2 separate regions of the Homo sapiens genome follow, and region 2 is linked to region 1. Evidence: read pairs that join two places in POLR2A ChIA-PET (ENCODE). Cell type or tissue: GM12878. All regions are shown on one strand.

Region 1 (2,500 bases):
CTGCCCTCCTCTCCCTTCTCCCTGCACCCTGAAATTGTATGCACGTTTTGTTGTGTATGGCCATGGGTACATTTGTTCAGATTCTTGAAGGTGCTGACTTGAGCCCAGCCCCTCCAGATTGCCTGTTGCCTCCGTTCCCCTCCTCTCGCCTCCAGTGCTTTGCTCAGGCTGATTTCTTAGCATAGCATGTCCTTCCCCAACTCTGGCTGTGGAAACTTACTTCCTTTGTAAGCTGAGCTCTAGCATAGCTACTGGCATGAACCCTTTCCCTGATCTACACTTCACCCGTAAGTAGGAATCACCTCTCCTCTTTCCTCCATTTCTGAAGCATTCTGCTAATGACTTGGTTAAAGCATTTATTTAATCTTACCTGGTGTCTCCACAGCTAAAGGTTATAAAGTCCTTGAGGACCAGCAGGGTCCACCCCATCTTCACTCATCTCTGCCTTTCCCCTCTAAGCCCAGACCTGCCTAGCAGTTTCTAGAAGACAGCAGGCTGCATTCAGATAGTCCCTGTCTACTGAGTGTGATCATTGTCACTTCAAAGCCAGCTCCAGAGTCATCTCTAAAGGTGCTAATGGGCAGCTCCTACCTGTTGGTGGGCATGCTGGGGCTGTACCTGAGGGTCCTCAGAGAGGGACCACAGATCTACCAGGAAATCCTGGCAACTGAGTAGCTTGCACTGAGTATTTGCTGAGACTGGCAGAATGGCAGGAGAGACATTCAAATGGCTAAAAAGCACACAAAAAGATGCTCAACATCGTTAGTCATCAGGCAGAGTGTAAAGCAAAGCTACAGTGAGACACCAGTTCATATCCACTGGTCAGCTATAATAAAAAAAGAAAGGCAGGACAATAACAGGTGCTGGTGAGGAGTTGGAGGCATGGGAACCCGCACTCACTGGTGGTGGGAATATGAAGTGGTACAGCTGCTCTGAAGAACAGTCTGGCTGTTCACAAACTTAGTGACCCTGACCAGCCGTTCCACTCCTAGATAGGTGTACAGAGACCCGAGAGAACTGAAAACATGCGCCCACACACTAACATGCAAATGGACGTTCGTATCAGCATGAGTCATAATAGCCAAACGGTGGAAATCACCAAATGCCCGAGAGAACTGAAAACATACGCCCGCACACTAACATGCAAATGAACATTCATATCAGCATTATTCATAATAGCCAAAAGGTGGAAATCACCAAATGTCTATCAACTGATGAATGGAAAAGCAAAATATGATGAAATGTTATTTGGCCATAGAGGGAATGAAGAATTGATACATGCCGCAGCACGATGCACCTTGAAAGCATTAAGACGAGTGAAAGAAGCCCGTCACAGAAGACCGCACTATATGCGTCCATTGAGATGAAATATCCAGAAGAGGCAAAAATGGTTGCTTGGGGCTGGGGCAGGTGGTCCAGGAGTTTTGGGGGAGCGATAGCTAAAGGGTACGAGATTTCTTTTTGAGGTGATGAAAATATTCTAAAATTGTGTCATAGTTACACAACTCTGTGAGCATACTAAAATCCACTGAATTGTACATGTTAAATGGGTGAATTGTATGGAATTTAAATTATGTGTCAAGAAAGCTGTTACCAAAAAAAGAGAGAGAGAGAGGGCAGGAGGTTGTAAATGGCTGCCGTATAAGTGCAGACTTCAGTGTTCACGCTAAACTCTGCTGTCCCTCTCTATGTTAGCCGCGACCTTCCCCCCACACAATATTTTTTCCAGGGTAGAACAAGCATTAAGTACTGACAGATCTGTATAAAGTCATTTTTTAAAAGATGAAAATTTTTATTTCATTTTAATGATTTAGTTGCCTTTTTACTTTCCAAGAGAATGAAAATGACTCGTCTCGCATGGGGATGTTTTTCTTGGCCACTGGGACAAGACGGTTCTACTAATCTTCCAGTGTTGGCGCATGCTTTCATTTATTCAGTCAGCCAGTCATTCTTGCACAGCAAATATTTATTGTGTACCAGTGTTTTAAGATTTGAAGAGACAGAAATAAAAGTCTCCACCTTCAAGGAGCTTATACAAGGGGGGAGACATTCAAGTAAGCAAGTAACAGATAAGTATTGTGATGAGGGGCTCTAAACACATAGGAGAGGCCCAATTAGAGGTAATCAGGGAAGGCATCAGGAAGAGGTGACATATTGGAAGGAAAGCAGGAGTTGGTCAGGAAGAAAGGACATTTTAGGTCCAGGGAGCTACAGGAGCAGTGGCTCAGGGTAGTTTAGGGAGCTATGAGAGTTTAGTCCAGGAGCCCGGGGTGTGCAGGTAAGAGTGCTGGTCCAAGGAGTCAGACACAGAGGGCCTCATAAACCATGCAAAGGCATTTGTGCTTTATCCTGGTGAGGATGGGGAGGTCTGGTTTCATTTTCATTTTAGGATGTTGACATTGGTTGCATGGTGGAGATTAGATTGGAGAGGAGTGAAAACATGAATACCTGGGGCTGAGATGAGATTTAAGGGGGGCAGCTGGAAAGGAGGATGAATGCG
Region 2 (2,500 bases), 380 kb before region 1:
AAATTGGGAAATACACACATAAGATTATTTCCCTGCCTTTAAAGAGTTTCAAGCTTAGGTGTGCAGAGCAGAGAGGGAGCGCTGCTTTGCAAGAACAAGGAAGGAGTAAGAAGACATTCACCCTCTGCAGCCATTCTCAGGAGGCCTTTCTGGTAGGTGAGACTGAGAAGGCTGGGCTAGCAAGCCACTGCCATTTATCAGAGTTTTATGTGGATTTTCTTCGTACCAAATGAAGATCTCCGATATGTTTGGTTTGGCTCTGTGTCCCCACCCAAACCTCACATTGAATTGTAATCCCCATTGTTGGGGAGGGACCCAATAGGAGGTGATTGGATCATGGGGGTAGATTTCCCCCTTGTTGTTCTTGTGATGAGGAGTGAGTTCTCAGGAGAGTTAGTTGTTTAAAAGTGTGTAGCACTTACTCCTTTTCTCTCTCTCTCCTGCCACATGTGAAGATGTCCCTACTTCCCCTTTGCCTTCCACCATGATTGTAGGTTTCCTGAGGCCTCCCAGTCATGCTTCTTGTTAAGCCTGTGGAACTGTGAATTAATTCAACCTCTTTTTTAAATAAATAACCCAGTCTCAGGTAGTTCTTTATAGCAGTGTGAGAACAGACTAATACAATGTCTCTAGTCACCTACCTCAAAATTTTTCCTAAGCAAGACAGTTCTCACAAAAATCAGAAATGTCAGATGATTTTTAACACAAAAGCCTGGTACAAATGTTGGATTTCAGAAGTTGAAGCAGATTTGTGGATTGTTGCCATTTAAGCTTCTGCTGCTGTTTTAATAATCCCTAAGTTGATTTACTGGGGGACAAGGGGCTGGGGAAGGAAGGGCTGGGTCAAAACCACAATATGGAAGTCTTGCTTTAGCTTGAAACTGTCTTAGGAAATGTGCTTTGGTTCACTGCTAACTTTGAAAAGCAAACTGGTCCCTGCTTCCCCAAGTAGGAGTGTCTGAGTCTTTGTGTGTATTTTAGAGACAGAGGCTCACTCTATTGCCCAGGCTGGACTCAACTCCTGGTTTCAAGGGATCCTCCCACCTCAAGCCTCCCCAGGAGCTGGGACTACAAGTACACACAGCTATACCCAGCATTTTTTTTTTTTTTTTTTTTTTTTTTTTGGAGAACAGAGTCTCGCTCTGTCGCCCAGGCTAGAGCACAATGGTGTGATTTCAGCTCACTGCAACCTCTGCCTCCCAGGTTCAAGTGATCCTCCCACCTCAAGCCTCCCGCGTAGCTGGGACTACAGGCACGCACCACTGCCCAGCTAATTTTTGTATTTTTAGTAGAGATGGCGTTTTGCCATGTTGGCCAGGCTGGTCTTGAACTTCTGGCCTCAAGTGATCCACCTCCCAAAGTGCTGGGATTACAGGCATGAACCACTGTGCCCGGCCAATGCCCAGCTTTTTTTTTTTTTTTTTTTTTTTTTTGAGATGAAGCCTTGCTCTGTTGCCCAGGCTGGAGTGCAGTGGTGTGATCTTGGCTCACTGCAAGCTCCACCTCCCAGTTTCACGCCATTCTCCTGCCTCAGCCTCCTGAGTAGCTGGGACTACAGGCGCCTGCCACCACACCTGGCTAATTTTTTTTTTTTTTTTTTTTTTTTTGTATTTTTAGTAGAGACGGGGTTTCACTGTGTTAGCCAGGATGGTCTTGATCTCCTGACCTTGTGATCCGCCTGCCTTGGCCTCCCAAAGTGCTGGGATTACAGGCGTGAGCCACCGCACCCGGCCCTATGCCCAGCTTTTGAGAGTTAGTTTTTCATGGTAAATCACAAAGTATGTAATCCAATCTAGGACTCTTAAAAACAGTCCTGGGAGATGGGGTGGAATTGAACAGATTACTAAGTAAATTGAACCCAGAATAATATTCTCTATTACTCTAAGCTTCAAGCATTGTTCTGTAGACCTAGAGTCTGAAATTTTCTGGACTCAGTGAGGACACACTGATAAAGCTGAGAGGAAAAGATGTTTGTTTTTTAGAACATTATTAAACCTTTATTAAGCACCAAGTATGTGCTCAGGAATTTTGCTGGGGAATGAATGCACATTGAAAAGGTAAATAAAAAGTGGTTCTTAGAACAAAGATATATAATCACTGTGACAAAAAGCAAAATATATATAAAAGAGGTAGAACAGAAGAATCACGATGTCTATTGCTTACATGTCTTACATGTCTTATGTATATCATAAACATCATGTTCGAAACTGAGTTTTTTTCCTCCAAACTGTTCTTTTTTTTTTTTTCCTGAGACAGAATCTTGCTCTGTTGCCCAGCTGGAGTGCAGTGGCAGGATCTCGGCTCACTGCAACCTCTACCTCCCTGGTTCAAGGAATTCCCCTGCTTCAGCCTCCCAAGTAGCTGGAATTACAGTGCAAGCCACCACGCCTGGCTAATTTTTTTGTATTTTTTAGTAGGGACGGGGTTTCACCATGTTAGTCAGACTGGTCTCAAACTCCTGAGCTCAGGCAATCTGCCTGCCTCGGCCTCCCAGAGTGCT

The links. ChIA-PET counts read pairs that join two places held together with the same protein. Peaks named below come from ENCODE experiments on the same cell type or tissue, not always from the same donor. Only the 100,000 strongest peaks of a DNase experiment are listed, where the experiment ranks them.
Region 2: POLR2A ChIA-PET joins it to region 1 with 5 read pairs; 3 of 35 experiments call an interaction of 5 or more read pairs at or near these places.

The regions. Positions count from the first base shown.
Region 1 is chr3:195,128,331-195,130,830 of GRCh38, reverse strand. All of the region lies in intron 3 of XXYLT1 (xyloside xylosyltransferase 1), which reads left to right. Among named protein-coding and RNA genes, the nearest start is that of MIR3137, 5.0 kb to the left of the region's middle. RefSeq lists enhancers at 505-814, 955-1,334. In GM12878, no CTCF peak of the experiment used is centred here; a DNase peak (open chromatin) is centred at 1,050; H3K4me3 peaks cover 1,988 bases; H3K27ac peaks cover 2,500 bases.
Region 2 is chr3:195,509,974-195,512,473 of GRCh38, reverse strand. No RefSeq gene overlaps it. Among named protein-coding and RNA genes, the nearest start is that of PPP1R2, 32 kb to the left of the region's middle. In GM12878, no CTCF peak of the experiment used is centred here; no DNase peak of the experiment used is centred here.